Regions from separate parts of the Homo sapiens genome. Here region 2 is linked to region 1. Evidence: read pairs that join two places in POLR2A ChIA-PET (ENCODE). Cell type or tissue: Panc1. All regions are shown on one strand. Links, peaks and the distances in the headings refer to the core of each region. The heading gives the core; the rest is flanking DNA. Region 1 has its middle 62 kb from the start of LINC01648. Region 2 has its middle 8.8 kb from the start of LINC01648.

The links. Peaks named below come from ENCODE experiments on the same cell type or tissue, not always from the same donor. Only the 100,000 strongest peaks of a DNase experiment are listed, where the experiment ranks them.
Region 2: POLR2A ChIA-PET joins it to region 1 with 6 read pairs; 3 of 35 experiments call an interaction of 5 or more read pairs at or near these places.

What each region holds. Positions count from the first base shown.
Region 1 is chr1:29,971,215-29,979,547 of GRCh38, forward strand. No RefSeq gene overlaps it. Among named protein-coding and RNA genes, the nearest start is that of LINC01648, 62 kb to the right of the region's middle. RefSeq lists enhancers at 2,715-3,914, 2,890-3,613. In Panc1, for the core only: no CTCF peak of the experiment used is centred there; a DNase peak (open chromatin) is centred at 3,297.
Region 2 is chr1:30,042,214-30,050,546 of GRCh38, forward strand. No RefSeq gene overlaps it. Among named protein-coding and RNA genes, the nearest start is that of LINC01648, 8.8 kb to the left of the region's middle. RefSeq lists a silencer at 1,269-1,563. In Panc1, for the core only: no CTCF peak of the experiment used is centred there; no DNase peak of the experiment used is centred there.

The DNA.
Region 1 (8,333 bases), core at 22-8,021:
TCCCCCATCCCAGGGTCAGGGGTGCCTGTCCTGGTGGAAATTCATCCCTCCAGCCAGTCTCTGGAGCCTCTCCCCTTCCTCCTCTGCAGGGTCAGCTCTCTCCAGCATCCTACCTCTCTCCCTCTCTGACCCTTTTCTTCTGTTCCTCCACCTCAGTTGCCCGAGGCTTCTGTCATCTAAGCTGCCCAAATCTCTCCCTTCCTCGGCCTTAAAACAAATCCTCCAGAGCTCTCCTGGCCCTCAAGATATTTCTTTCCTTCCTGTCATTGGCAATATCCTGCCTCCCATCCCCAGGTGACTCCAGCTGCCTGGATATGACACTCCCACGCCTGCTTCAGCTGAAAACTCTTACTTATCCTTAGGTCCACTGAAAAGTCACCTGTTGGAGGAAACACTGCAGCAGATGCCGGTGCTACCCCACCATGTCCCTTTGACCATCCTCAGTTGTCCTGCAGCAGTGGGATGTTTCTTGTACACTGACGGCCATTTTCTTCAAACGCTCCCTTCTCTCTTCTCCTTTGCCTTTGGGCTTGCTCTGGCACCACAACATCCAAGTGCAGGGCACTAAATGCATCCCGGGGACAACTCCTGAAATGTGGGGGATGAGATTCAGTGGACAAAGGCCCCAGCCTCCCCAGCCTCCAGGAGGACAGTCCTGAGGTGTGCTCCAGGGGGTTCCTCAGGGGCCCCCCATGGGAGGGAGGAGCCCAGCTGTCCACACAGCTAGCCAATTATGAAGACACCCTCTGTTGGCTTTTCTCCTTTCCCTGCACTCCTTTACTTGTGCTTCCTGGAGTCACAAAATCCCTCCCCAAACCTGCAAACCCAAGTCCTTGTGTCAGGTCTGTTTTGGGGCACTCACTCTAAGATAGATGTCTTTCTCATCTACCCCTGCCCAAGGGAGTTAAGGGTTCCAATGTCTATTTGAGCACATGTCATGACAGTTTCCCTCCTGAGCAAGACTGGTCTCCTCAAGAATAAGGGAGAGTTCCTATTTCTCTGTGTCCCCATCATCCAGCAAATAGATAGTGCATAAATGTTTCTTGAGTGAGTGAGAAAGTGAATGCATAAACGAATGAGTGAATAACGAGTTGTGTCTCTGGGGTACCTAAGCCCAGGTGAACAAGTCCTGCAAAACAATTATGGATTTATGCCAATGTGCCTGGCCCTTTCAAAGCCAGCCTTCTCCTCCACATCAAAATGTCTATAAACTGTACACTCCATTCAACCCCAGCGGCCCTTCTCTTTGCCTTCCCATTCTACTATCCATAATGCAATCATCTGCATACTGCCAGGACAGCCTCCTGTTAGAAAAACTTTTCAGGCTCAGCAGGAGGTCCTGACTCTAGTTAAATAAAGGTTAAAGAACAGAGGGAATTTCTATGATAATATGACATAAGTCAACGTGGCCTCCCAGAGAATGCCACTCCAGAGAGAGAGATTTTTCCTAGCTGGACTCCAGGGCTTATTCAGAAGTGCTCAGACAACTGCCTGTTCAGAGCTGATGAGAGCAGCCTGTGGAAATAGTCATTGAGACACATGAATTTATTGAGCCCATATATGTGCACTAGGGTTTCCAGCAAAAGGAATCAAATCATCGTAGAGGAATTAAAGTGGCTGCTGCCTGGCTGACATCACCTGAGTTGCGCAGACCATAGAGGGCTTGGATCTCCTTGGGGAGATGAGATACTCTAAGCACATGTGGCATACGCTGGGAACTCTAATTCAATACCTGGTCCAGCAAAAATCATTCATCAAATGAGAAAACTGAGGCTACATACACTGAGTCAGTGGCAGTCCTGGGACTCTAAGCCTGAATCCAGACAGCTTCTGTTCCACCCATGGCTTCTCTAAAGAACAAGCAGGGTGGGAATCATGCTGCAAAGACAAACAAACAAAACCTCGGACCTATTCACAGGCAATGTTCCCCATGGGGAACTAGAAATGCAGAGACCTGAGATCTAACACTGGCCACCTTGCCAAGTTGCTTCCCTTCTCTTGGTCTCCTTCCTCATCTGTACAAGAAGAAGGTTCGTAATCTCTAAGGTTTCTTCTACCTGCAAAAAAAAAAAAAGTTACTCTGGGCCTCAGTTTCCCGTCTTTCAGGTGAGCATAATATTCAACTTCCCCAAATGCTGTGAAGATCATATGAGGTCCAGAAGCTCCTTGGCAGAGATGTGTGAAATAAACCCTGGAACAGTATTATCATGGCTCACCATGTACAGCAAGGTGATGCTTGGAGCACAGCCAGGGTCATGTCTGAACCGCTGGAAAGAGCCAAGGGGGAAACTGATATTAGTTTTCAGACAAGCAGTTCTAGAATCAGGGGAGAGGTTTCAGGCAGCGCTCTAGTGATTGGAATCCCTGGAATGCTCCTTGTAGAATGAAGGGAGGCATCTTCAAGGCAAAATTTCCTTCACTGTCATGGCAATTTAGTTGGAATCACAGATCTCAGGCTGCCTGTCCAAGGGAGAGTTGGAAGCTCTGAGCTGTGGGCAGAGAACTGGTGGGAGTTGGGGGAATGAGAAGGAAAAATAAAGGAATATAAAGCAGGAGGCGCAGAAAGAGAATAGTACCCTCTCCATAGTACAAAATGCCAAAAGTATATTTCCTAGGGTCAGAAACACCTGAAATCAAATACCCCCATCATTCATGAGTTAAATGATTGAGGAAAACTCACGCAAGCTTTCTAGACTTCAATTTTCATATCTGTAAAATAGGGAGAAAAAATGGTACCTCTCTCATAGGAATAATGCTGGGAAATTACTTAGCATTATGTCTGGCCCAAGAAATTTCTAGCAGTGGTAGCAACAGAAGCAGGAATGGTTGCTTCAAATCTACAAAGCGATGTGTTTTTTAAAGAGGGGAGGAAGAATCCATATCACTGATAGTGGGGACAGGAGAAGAAAGGGCCATGTTTTGGGGGAGAGGCAGATGGGTTGGCTCAAATGAATAAAACCTGAAGAGGCACAGATATCCAGGCCTTACAAGTGAAAGAATGCAGCTAACAGCTTTTTATTCTGTTAATGAGAGCAAAGATTATTCATGTCAGTCTAACAGCAATTATATTAGTGGGAGAACAGTTAAGAATCCATGTTCTAATGGTGGCTGTAATGAGTATTGTAATAAGAAACTCAAGGCAAATTTTATCTAGTAGATCAATCAAGAAGAAATTTAAATTGAGCATTATGAGTGAGTCATTGTCTTGTATGCAAAACAATGAGTGCAAATGTTAGAGCAACAGGAGAGGGGAATTCACATGACTCAGCCTGACTGTGAATGACTTCCCAATGAGGTAAGCATTCAATCTCAAACAATGCTTCGAAGATGAATGACATTTCTAAAATTCCACAGAGAGTGAGTAGTGGAGCCTGGGCCCAAATTAGGTTCTGTCTGATACCAAAGCCCCACACACTTTTCAAAGTTGACTGACTTTGAGCCTTTGTCTATGACTGTCCCTGGCCTCCCTTGCCCAGCAAGACTGGGTACCAGAATGGCTCAGAACAAAGGAGTGTGGGCAACCATGACAGGGAAGGTCTCCTTCAATGATGATGGGCTATACAGAACAAATAACCAGGAGCTATAGTTTGCAAAGTGTACCAGGATTATATTTAAGATGGAGGGGAAAACCCACACACACTGTAATATGGAAGTTGTAAAATCTTTGTATTAAAGAGATTGTTCCTGGAAAGGCCCTTAGAGATCATCTGGTGCGGGCTCTCATTTAAAGATGAAGAAAATGAGGCCCAGATGATGAAGTGACTTGTCCAAGGTCATGGCATGAGTAGTTGATAGGAGTCAAGGACCAGACCCGGATTTTTCTGATCTGTCCCTTGTGCCTTCCCCACCATGGCCATGATGACAGTCTCTGGATGTTTGTAAATATGTGGCTGTCTAGACAACACGCTATGCAGAATAAATTAACTGGACCAGGTGACCTGTCATAACCTGTCATGACCTGGGTTCCCCACGTGTCTTGACACCCATAGCCAGAAGACACCAGGTTCTTTCCTGGGCTTAAACAACGCAGACATCTCCCAACCCTTCTTCCCTGGGGGAGGCCTCTGTCCATGGTACTGAAACAGGATTCTTGCTGATGCGTTCTTGTGGTAAGTTCTGTATTCGGTTCCCACCCTTTGAGAGATGAATGAAGACTAGATGGACCGAGTACTACTGAGGGCTGGGGAGTACATTTTTTAAATCAATCTTATTATATTGTAATTTACAGGCAACAAAAAATTGACACATTTCTAATGTGTAGGTCAAGTACTTTTGACAAATTTATACTTGTGTAGATATTATTCCAATCAAGATATGGAAAGTTCCTTCATGCCTCTTAGCCATCAACTTCTCTCCACCGTTCTCTGTTCAGTATTGTAAGATATTATGGTATAGAACAAGCACAGTGGATGGTGAAACCATGGGAAGAAAACATGAGTGTCAGAGAAGTCTTCCCAGGGAGAATGAGCTTTAAGTTGAGACCAGATTGAATAGATGTCAGTCAGGCAAACAAGTGGTATAGAAGAGACTCTAGGTCTGTATTTTGGGTTGATGCCACTTATGCATCTAGGTGTTTTTAGCCTTGCTGCTTTGGAGAATAAGAATACCTCTTTACCTCTCTGGAATCACATCTCACTCAGATGCTATATTTTCAAGTCATCCAAACTCACAACTATGTCTGGGAAATATCAGCCAACACTTCTTCCCAAGGACCATGGTTTTATTCTTAACTGGCTACTCCAAATGAGAAAGGGGCAAAAGCAGCCCCATCCACCCTCCACCCTGGGACACAGGGCATTGAGTTGGTCTGCTGAGAAGTGGAGAAAATCACATCTGTCACCATAGACACAAAAAGTCTTTTGGAAGAAAAGACCCAAAGTGGTTGCTGAGAAATTTAGAAGAAAGGTTGTAGATATATAATAACAAAATGTATGCATACACCAGAACATGCACATAGAAGCACATTGACATGGCTACCCATATGCAGGTATGCATTACCACATACACACATGTGTGTACACCCTTTGTCTCACACCAAGTGAATAAACAGACTAAACATTTCATGATGCAATCCAGCTCTCTAAACTCCATAAACTCAGCTCCAGGTACAAGTAAACCACAGAGACTCAATAAAGCCATAAATTGTGAGTCAAGGCAGCCACTTGTATTTTGGGGTCCTCAGGTTCCTCAGTTATAAAATAGGAGCTGGAGTGGGTGAGGATAGGGATTGAATTGGATTGATTCCCTAAGGCCTTTACTAGTATCACTATAGAGGTTGGGACTTCCTCACCAGTAAAAAGTGAGTAACAATAGAATCTTTCTTGACAAGTTGCTGGAGGATTATATGTGAAATGTTTAGTGTCAGGCATGACAACTAAAAGGTGTTCAGCATGGGGAAGTTTATCATCATCAGCTAGGAAGCAGTTCTACCCTTCAACGGATGTGGTGATAGGGAGGAGACCAAGCTGCTGATACCAGTTCTGTTCTGATATGCTGTGTAGTTTAGAGAAAGTCCCTTCCCCTCTCTGAACCTCAGTTTTCTCATCTGTAAGATGAAAGTGATTGGATAGGGTGATGGAAGGCCTATCCAATACTGACAGTTTTTTTTTTTTAACTCAAAGCTCAGCTTGTACTCTTAAACCTGTACCTCTTTTTGCCTTGTGTAAATCTCACCTCCTTTTCTCTCTTTCCTCCCTATTTGCTTTATCCCAAACTAATAGTGCCATTCAGGGCTTCTGTCATCTGTGCTGGGAACAGGCCCCTTATCCCTGATGAGCTCTGGCTACTGCCTTGCCAGAGGCATCAGTGAAGGCTCCCAGGGCAACCAATTAAATGGTTGTTGTCAAGGAAACCCTTGCAACTCTCCAGATATTTTTCCCCTCAACAACTTTGTTGAGGAATAATTGTTATACAAGCAACTGTGCATATTTAAGTGTAAAACTTAATAATAAAATAAGCACCTTAGACAAGTTAGTGAGCATATCTATCATCCACAACAATTATAGATGTATCCCTTTTTAATCACCCCCTCTCAACTACTCCCCTCTCCCTCACTATCATCCCAAGTCAACCACTGATCTACTTTCTGTCACAAGAGATTAGTTTGCATTTTCTAGAATTGGAATCATATAGTATGGCATTCTTTATCTGGCTTCATTCATTCAGCATAATACTTTTGAAATGTATCCATATTGTTGAACATATCAATCCTTGATTATTTTTTATTGCTGAATAGTAATTCATTGTATGAATATATCACAATTTGTTTGCCCATTTACCTGTGGAGTTGATGGATGTTTGTGGTTTTCCAAGTTTTTTTGTTTGTCGTTTTTATTATTGTAAATGAAGCTGCTATGAACATTTGTGTGTGAGTGTTCGTGTGAACATATGCTTTAATTTCCCTCGAGTAAATACGTAGGAGTGAAATAGCTGGATCACATAGTACGTGTATGTTTAACCACAAAAGAGCTGTATCACCTTATATTCCCACCAGAAGTGTAGAAGAATTCTAATTTTTCCATATTCTCACCAACACTTAGTGTGATCAGTCTTTTAAATTTTAACCATTAAAATAGGTGAATTTTAGCAGCTCACTGCAGTTTTAATATGCATTTTCCTAATGACTATAGTTGTTGAGCATATTTTCATGGGCTTATTTGCCATCCATATATCACTTTGATGATATTTGTTGAAAGCTTTTGCCTTTAAATTGTCTGTTTTCTTATATCAGGTTTTGATTTATATATATGAATACATGTCTTTTAGCAGACATGTGATTTACAAACGTTTTCTTTCAGTCTGTGGCTTATCTTTCCATTCTCTTTAAAAGTATCTTTCAAAGAGCAGACATTTTTATTTTGATGATCTGTTTTATCAGTTTGTTCCTTTATGAATTGTGTTTTTGATGTTATATCTAAGAAATCTTTGCTTAAACCAATCTCATAAAAGTTTTTCTACTGTGCTTTCCTCAGATGCTTTATGGTTTTAGGTTTTACATTTAGTGTGGAACAAAGTCCATCTTTGTTTGTTGGAATATGGATATCCAATGGTCCCAGAGCCAGTTGTTGAAAAAAAGCCCTATCTCTTTTGAACAGAATTATTTTTACTTCATTGTAAAAAATCAGGTGTCTGTATATGTGTGGGTCTCTTTCTGGACTCTATTCTATTTCACTGGTCTATTTGTCATTCTTGATGCCAATAGCACATTGTCTTGATAATGCAGTTTTAGAATAAATCTTGAAATTAAGTACTGTTAGTCTTTCAACTTTGTTCTTGTGTTTAAAATTGTCTTAGCTATTCTAGGTCTTACATTTACATATAGATATTAGAACAGTTTTTCTCAATTTCTGCAAAGCAGACTGCTGGGTTTCTGATTGAGATTGAAGTGAATCTATAGAACAATTAGGGGGAAACTGACAGTGTTCTGTAATTTCCAGTGTGTAGAATTTCTGTGATATTTTATGTTATTGTAAATGGTATTGTTTTTTAATTGTTATTTCTGATCATTTATTGCTAACATATAGAAATACACCTGATATTTGTATATTGTTTTATATCCTGCAGCTTACTAATCTCTTTCTGTAATTCTAGTAGCTTTGTTTGTATTATACATTCCATCAGATTTTCCACCTAGGTGTTCATGTTGTATGTGAATAAAGAGTATTATTTCTTTCTTTCTATACTGAATGACTTTAGTTTTATTCCTTGTCTGATAGGACTGGTCAGAACTTCTAGTACAATGATGAATAAAAGTGATAAGAACAGACATCTTGTCTTTTTCCTGATTTTAGGGCAAAGCAGTTACTCTTTCACCATAAATAAATATAATGTAAGCTATAGTTTTTGTAAATAACCTTTATTAGGTTGAGAAAATTCACTTCTATTTCTAGCTTACAGATAGTTTTCATTAAGAATGAATGTTGGATTTTGTCAAATTCTTTTCCTGTAGATATACTGTAGGGTTTTTTTCTTTTTGAGTTTGTTAATATGATAAATCACATTGATCTTCAAATGTTAAACCAACCTTTTATTCCTGGCACAAGTTTCATTTAATTATGATGTATTACACACTTCATATATTGCTGTATTTGATTTGTTATAATTTTGTTTAGAATATTGTCATTTATTTTCATGATGAATATTTGTTATAATTTTCTTTTCTTGTTATGGCTTTGTCAAGTTTTGGTATAAGAGAAATACTGGCCACAAACAAAGAGTTGGAAAGTATTTACTCATCTTTATTCTGGGGAAGATTTTTTAGTAGAATTGGTATTATTTATTCCTTAAATTCCTTTTATTCCTGGCCAACATGGTGAAACCCCGTCTCTACTAAG
Region 2 (8,333 bases), core at 171-8,170, 71 kb after region 1:
TTCCGGGTGCAGCTGGCCTCCCAAGTCAGAGCTGCAGACCCAAACCTCTCACTCCATGAAGCAGGCAGGAGCCCCGCCCCCCTGAGCACAGCTGCAGCTGTCCAAACCACAGCTGTAGACCCAGACCCAGATATCTCTGCATTCTTGGGGGCCTGGGAAGGCCCCCCTGCCCTCGCAGGTTTGGATGTGCCTGCTCCTGCTGCTTGGCTGCTCCCTGCTGTCAGCGCATGCTCTGATCTTAGAGCAAGTTCGAGCCTGAGCCTGGGCACTGTCACAGCCTGACTGGGTGTGCACATGCTCAGGGCAGTGCTGACACACTAGACCCCTGCCACCTAGGCCCCCTCCAGACTTTGGGCACTGATGACCATAGGAGGGAAGCTGAGGGGGACTGAGGGCAGCTTGGTACTGGCCTGCAGACATCCCTTGGCACCTACAGCCTGGGGTCCATGAAAGGCAGCAGAAAGCAGACAGCTTCCTGGGTGGAAGGGGGCAGGTCCCTGGTGAGGCCCTACCTTCAGGCTAGTGAGGGCATGAAGGCTGGGGGCCAGGCTGCCAGTCACATGGATCAGAGTGAGAACTTGTAGTGCCCTTTCCAGGCCTGCCCATGGCCACCCATGGACCAATCAGCATGCACTTTCTCCCCTCTGAGGCCCATAAAAGCCCCAGGCTCAGCCAGAGCTGAGCAGATGTTGGGATGACCAGCTGCAGACAGGAGCTACCCACTCCAGGGCCTCCCCTCTGCTGAGAGCTGAACACTCATCAGGACACCCTGCCTGCAGAGAGGGACTACCCACTCCAGGGCTTCCTCTGAGCTATTCTATCACTCAATAAAACTCCTCTTCATCTTGCTCCACTTGTCTGCATACCTCATTCTTCCTAGACACAGGACAAGAACTCAGGACCTACCAAATGGTGGGGCTGAAAGAGCTGTAACAGAAACAAGGCTGAAACACCCCTTGCTTGCCACATTGCAGGTGAAGAGAAAGAGGGAAGAGCTATGGCCATTTGGGGAGCCCAGATCTGGGAGCTCCCCAAGCAAGGGCTGTGACTCCCTCTTTGGAGCCCTGTGGTTCCTGGAGTCTCCATGCTTCCAGAAACCACCATGTTCCCCAGTGGCAACTGTAGAAGCTGCATGTGGTGCACCTGGTCCAGCTGTAGCCTCACAGAGAGCTGGCACCTGTGCCTGCACCTGGAGCTGCCCACCTCGCTGCAGCAGCTGGCATGCCTAATTGCACAGTGGCTGGACCCCATGCTCACTTGCTCACACACCCCTTGCTGCTCCACGTCTGGCTTGCCCTTGGCAGGCATGGGATCCAGGTTGGTAGCATGAGCCAAGTGCAGCCTGACAGGCCAAGTGGACAGAATGAGCCCAGCAGGCCTGAGCAAAACTTGGGCAAAGGTGCCACCAGCCACAGAGGTTTCCAGCCAAAAAAGCAACACCCCAAGGATCCTGCAACATCATCACCCGCAGGTCATGCCCTGTCACCAGAGAGGTCACCACACTGACCCCCACCCAAGTAGGATGGCCAACTGTCCAGGTTTTAACACTGAAAGTTCCATATCCCAGACAACCCCTCAGATATGGTCTAACTGGGATGGCTGGTCACCTTACCCCCTTCCCTGCCACCTTGAGGTGGACAAATACTAATAACTCACCCTCTCTGAGCACTTGCCTGTGTGAACAGCCAACCACAATTCCCACAACTCACAGTCAGCCTGGGGCAGGAGGTTTGCAGGTGAGAAAAAAGGGTTTAGAGGTGAAATAAACAATCAGGAAGTGGGGCATCTGCAACCTCCAGGCCCTGGCTGTTACCCCAGGGACAGACCTGCATCTGCACCCTACACCCATCACACACACCCCAGGTACCCTCACACCATCACCTATCACTGACCCCACCTTCCATGCTCTTCCCCTGCCAGGGTCCTGCCTGGCCCCCACCAGCCCAGTCACTGCACACACAAGCACATGCCCCACAGGCACAGGCTTTCAGGCACACAGTGCATACGGGTACATGACTGAGGGGCCCTTCCCCCAGAGGGGTTCCCATGTTCACATTCACACCTGCCACCTTCCTGCACAGACCACCCCTTGGGGGCCTCCCCTCAACTCTTGTCTCCAGGTGTGCCATGAAGTTCCTCATCACATATAAAGGGAGAAGACAAAGTGGAGCAGAATGTTATTGTAATTATCTGTGGCAGGAACCCAGCTTTTCAGATGATGATTATAATCATTAACAATTCTCTTATCAGTGGTGGGGAGCGGGGCTCTGTAAGGAGGGCCTGGAAGCGGTGTCAGGGGAAGCTATGAATGCTCTGATAACAAGATCCAGCTCCCCTCCCGCCATTCCTAGGTAATTCTGTGGGAAGTTCTGGGGCTGGGAGTGGGGCAGGGAGACGGGAAGCTTAGATACGGGAGATGAAGAGCTGCTCTTCTGGGGACCCGCTTGACCAGGTGACCTTCATCTGCCCAGCCCAAGGGCTTTGGCTAGGCCTGAGGTAGCAAAAGGAGCCAACCGGGGCTTGGCCTCCACCATGTTCTCAGAGAAAGGGTGACTTCACTGGAATGAGGGAACTGAAAATCAGTAGGGTGGTGCAGTGAGTCTCCTGCCTGGGTGGTGTCACATGTCTCCCCTCCCCTAGCCTGTCCAGGGCTCCAATGATGGTGTGTGGCCTTGGATGGGTCACCCGCCTACACTGCAGTGCCTCAGCTCCTGGCAGCTAATGGACACCTTCCCAGCCAGCTCCATACTGCATCCACCCCAAGAAAGACCCACAAGAGCAGGGCCCTGTCTCTGCTGCCCACCTCCACACCAGTCCTCAGTGCCCAGACCAGGGCCTGGCACACAGAAGGCTCCACAGAAACACTTGAGGAAGAACCAAAAGAGCCTGTTCATGAAGAGAACAAGGATGACAGGTAGGTGCTGTTATCCCCATCTAACAGAGGAGGAGACTGAGGCTCAGAGGTGAAGTGACCCACCCAGATTCACACAGCTCATCAGAAAGGGGAAGCTGAGGGCTGCTCTTCCAGGGGGCACACAGGACCAGAACGGGGCTAGGAGCAGCATGGATCCTGGGAGAGACAGCTGAGCTGCCGTGCACCTAGATGAGAAATCAAATGTTTTACAAGGATCTGCCCCTACCTGGGAAACTCAAGCTAAGTGGGAGGCCCCAGTGATGGTGGCCTTGGGGAAAAGGAGGAGCAGAGAGGGGAGGCAGCCTCATTTGCATAAAGGCCTCACCTCTGCCAATCAACTGGGCTTTCAGGGGTGGGGATGCCAGGGCCTGGCCAGTCACCAGAAGACTGGGGGCAGAGGAGGGTGGAGCAGGGCCAGGCCCTGACCAGGTAGGCAGCCAGGCCCCGCCCCTGTGCTCCTGGCTGCTCTTCCCAATTGGCTCTTCCCTCCCTGACCTCAGTGGGTCCTCCCAACACACCTGCATCAAGGGCAGGAATAATCATCTCCACTTTGCAGATGAGGCAACTGAGGCTCAGAGAGGTCACATGACTTGCTCAAGGTCACACAGGAAATTCGCAGCAGACCCAGAACTGACCAGGTCTGAACTCCCAGCCCAGGATGCTGAGTTCTGCTCCTCTGGCTTCTTCCTGGCTGCTGCCCAGGGCCACAGGCAGGCACACCTACCCCATCCTGTCCTCTGCTACCACCAGAGCCTCCTGCCCCACCAAATGCCCCAGCCAGGGTTTAGCTCAGAGCTGCTGGGGACTTCAAGCCCACTCTCCAGCCTCCATCCCTGAGCCCAGACCCTTTTCCCCAGCTGTTCCCAGACACTGGGTCAGGGAGACACAGAATTCCGGGGCTGGCAGGGACCCCAGGAAGCCTCTGGCCCAATCCCCTGGGGTGGCAGGTGGGAGCAGTGGTCCCTCAACAGCCACACTGTGCCCCTCACCTTCGTCTCAGAAGCCCTCCAGGGCCTGGCTTGGGGAGCTGCTCTTCTCCCTGCATGTCCGCCTTGCTTCCTGCCTTATTTATTTCCCGGCAGATTATTTGTATCTAGGTCTAAGGTTTGATTTACAAACTTCCAGGGGAGGGAGGGCAGCTGGCTGCACCTGCAAGTACTAAGGTGCCTCAGTGATTTACTCTGCCGGGAAATGTTTGCTTCTCCTGAGGGATCATCTCAGATCCTCCTTATTGAAGGCTGGGATTTACTGAGGCTTCTTTTCCCTAGGGAGCTGCAGGGCAGCTTTGCAGGGATAGGGAGGTAGATGAGAGGTGGGCGGTGGGGGGAACAGAGGTGGAGGGAGCCACAGGCACCCCTATGAAGTGAAGAGTGAATCTAAACAATGTGACTGGGAGGAAGAGGATGGACTTCAGGCTCACCAGCTGGGTTTGAATCCCTGTCCCTATTACAGCCAAGGAGTGTGACCTTAGGCAGGTCACTTAACCTCTCTGAGCCTTGATATCCTCATCTGCACATTGGGCATAATCTCACAATGGCAAGAGTGACATCTGCCTACTGAGGTGGTGAGGCTTGGATGAGGGGTGCACGTAGATGCTAGACACATAGCAGGGGCTCAGGAGAGGTGAGTTCTCCCCTCTAGCCCATTGGAGGTCTCCCTTTTCCTGCCCCGACTGCCTCCTCTATGCCTGCCCCGTGGCTTTCCTCCAAGTCCCCTCCTTGCACATGCCTCTCTGCCCTCGGGGAGAGCAGAGCCTGCCAGTCACGGGTTCTGCCTCCACTGCAGTTCAGGAGAGAACACGGAGCCCCACGGGCAGGACTGGCCTGGCCGCTGCCGCTGTATGCCGGGACATCAGGCACAGGTGCAGCATGTGTCCAGGGACTGTTGGAAATACAGCCGCTTCCCTGTGGATGAGTTAATAAATCTTGAAGTTGGAAAGGGCCTTGGCAGAGTGAGGGGGCTCTGGGGCCTAAAGTTCTGCTGTGATCTAAAGGGTCAGCAGAAGTCTTTCATGTGTCTAATTTCTTTCTTTTTTTTGGTGGGGGGGTGCAGTGGCACGGTCTTGGCTCACTGCAACCTCCCCTTCCCAGGTTCAAGTGATTCTCCTGCTGCAGCCTCCCAAGTAGCTGGGAGTACAGGCGTGCACCACCACATCTAGCTAATTTTTCACATTTTTGGTTAGAAGGGGTTTCACCATGTTGGCCAGCCTGTTATGGAACTCCTGACCTCAAGTGATTCACCCGCCTTGGCCTCCCAAAGTGCTGGGATTACAGGCATGAGCCACTGCACCCAGGCAATATGTCTAATTTCTAACAAAGCGAGGTGGAACAGGGGAGGGGACTGGCCTTATTAGCTCAGGTGACCCAGAGTCTATTGAGACTGGGGAGACCCCTGGGGAAAGGAAATGGGATTCTTCCAGGCTTAACCCAGAGGCCCCAGCCCCGATTTGTGGCCTCCTGAAGGTGTCTCCAGGCCCCTAGGAACTGTCATAGTGAAGTTCAGACTATCAGAAACTAGGAAACAAGCTTCTTCCCTACCCCACCCAGCAGGGCACAGTGTCCGGAGGAGGAGGCTCTGGAGCCAGACCCCCAAGAACCCAATGGGGCCACAGAGAGCTGAGCTGGCCCTGGGCAAGTCTCTGACAGCCCCTTTGTCTCCTGAGTCTCAGTCTTCTTATCTGTAAAGTGGGAGCGGTGAGCACTCCCTTCCTCAGTTGTTGCTGGGGTTACATGACGTGAGTAAAACCCCTTCACAGTGCCTGACACACAGGGCTTCAACAAATATATGGTACTGTAGGAAGGTGGTGCCATGAGCCCAGTTTTAGGAAAGTGTGCATTTGGAAGCCATACAGCCAGGACTCAAAGCCTCCTCGGCCTCACACCAGCCCGGTGACCTTCAGCAGAGAACTTAGCCTAACGTGTTTGGATTCCCTTCCTGCAGAATGAATTAATTATAGTAATTCCCCTCTGAGATTGTTGTAAGGACTCAGTAAGATACTTATAAAGTTCTAGAATAGAGCCAGGCTCACAGAAATACTTAATAGAACTAGTTGTTTTATGGTTGTGTGCTGGTGTGGTTTCAAGGTCATTGTCCAGCCTTTTCTCTTAATGGCCCCTCCAGACCTCTGCAGGCCATCTCTGCATCACTGTGGCCAGTGAAGGACCTTGTGGTTTCCTCCGGGGTCTGCCCTGATCTCCTCCTGCTCTGACCCGTATCTCACCTTCACATACACACACACACACACACACACACACACACACACACACAAGCACACATGAACACACACACATGTGCCCTGAACCCCGTGATTCAGGAGGGCCCAGGGCCATCTTTGGATCCTTCCTGTTGACAGTACCTCTCCCTGCCCAGGGCTGCCCATCTGCACAGCAGTGTGGGCATCGGGCAGAGGCTTGGCAGGGCCGGTTCTGCCTGTCCACCTCTCCCTGAGCTGCCCCATCTGTTCATGGGGCTTGGACTCTGACAGCCCAGTGTACCCCTGGATTGAGGGGGGCTTGTTATTGTCATCCCCCACCATGCAATGGTTGTCCTGAGAGACCCTCCTTGACCGTGGTTGCAGGAAGTCTTTGATATATGGAGGCTGTCACCACACAGACACACTGTCAGGCATGCTTATAGCAATGGTGGCAGGAGCTGAGCCGCAGCCATCTCTGTGGTTGGAAGCCTGGTCTCCCTCATCCCAACTTATATGGGTCCCTTGAGTTACCTACTTGACTCATGAAGACACTTGAGCTTATGTCCCAGTCTGCTCTGTACAGAGATGAGTAAACTGAGCCCACAGAGGGGCAGGGACTTTGTCCACCCTGCCCTGGAATGCCACAGGCTTGAGGGCAGGAATGGCTTCATCCACCATTGTATCGCCAGCGCCCAGAACCAGCCTGGCACTTAGGTGCGCAATAGGCATTTGTGGAGTGTTGAATTTGTTGACTGTCACTCAGTGAGTTGGAGACACAGCCACAGCTCAGACCCACCTCCCCAATCCCCAGGCCAGAATCTCCCCAGCCCCAGCTGTTTCTCCTTTTACTGCCAGACCCCAAGACACTACCTTCTTCCTCATACATATGGACAGGTGCACCCTGATCTCAATCAGCTCAGATGCCTTACAGCCCATTCCGAGTTAACCCCAGAGAAGATGGCGAGCCTCCTGCAGGAACCATCATTTGTCATAATCTATTTGACCATGAGGAATGTTTTTAACATTTAATAAAAGTGTGGGACTCCCACTTGCTATGAGCTGTCATTGTAAATTGGAGGTAGCAGAGAGCAGTGGTGAGGACCGTGGTGTTGGGCAGGCCGGAGATCAAATTCTCTGTTCACCACAATCTGCCTGTGTGTCTTTGGACATGGCACTTTAATTCTCTGAGCCTCAATTTCCTCATCCATAAAAACGACGATAACAGCCCCTCCCCTCAGTGGATGTTGTAGGGATTAAATGAGATATCCCAAGTAAATCACTAAGCCCAGCGCCCCAGCACACAGTAGGTACTTGAGGAATGGTGGCTGCTATTATTTTATCACTAGCCAGCAGCTACCATTAGATCCTAATGACGGAGGAAATACGCAATGGACGAAGGCTGCTAGAAATGCAGAAATGCTTCTCAGGAGCACATGCGGATAGTAAAATGGTGCTCTGTTATGTGGCAGGCCAATTATTCTGTCTACAAATAGCATCTGGTACCCAGGTGAAGTCAGGGCCCCTTGCAGTCAGCACCCAGAAGTTCTGGACCCCTGGGTTGGGACCATCAGCCATTGCTATAGTCAAAACCAGAGGAGAGTTCTGACCGTCACAGTTAGGGTGGCAGTAACAGGGGCCACCGGCCCAGCCTGGCCTCCCTTCCTACCTCCAGGCCATTTCCTGAGTCAGAGAGGATAAGTCCTCCCCTGCTCACCCCTCCAACCCCAGACACTCAGGCTTGAGTGGTTCTCTTTCTTCCCAATGAATACAATATCATCTCACAGATGAACCACGGTGATGTAATAAAACTGGCTCATTACATCCCTGTACATGGAGCCATTTAATGAACACACAACTGCTGGCCCTCCATGGCCCCTGAGCCATATGCAAATAAAACAGTTTCCACAGTGTCATTTAATTAGCTGGGGAGGGCCAGGACATGGGGAGAGGGAGGAGAGAGTATGGGACAGAAGCAGAGAAAGAGGGGTAGGAGGAAGGAAAGAGGCAGTCAGGAGAGGGGCAGAGAGGATGAGGAAGGGCAGTTCTGCAGGCTGTATAAGCATGGCCCCAGGATCTACTCAGCTTCTGGTGAGGCCTCAGGCAGTTTTTACTTATGACAAAAGGTGAAGAGGGAGCAGGTATGTCACATGGAGAGAGGAAGCAAGAGAAAGAGGGGGAGGTCCCAGACTTTTTAACAATCAGATCTCACAGTAACTCATTACAATG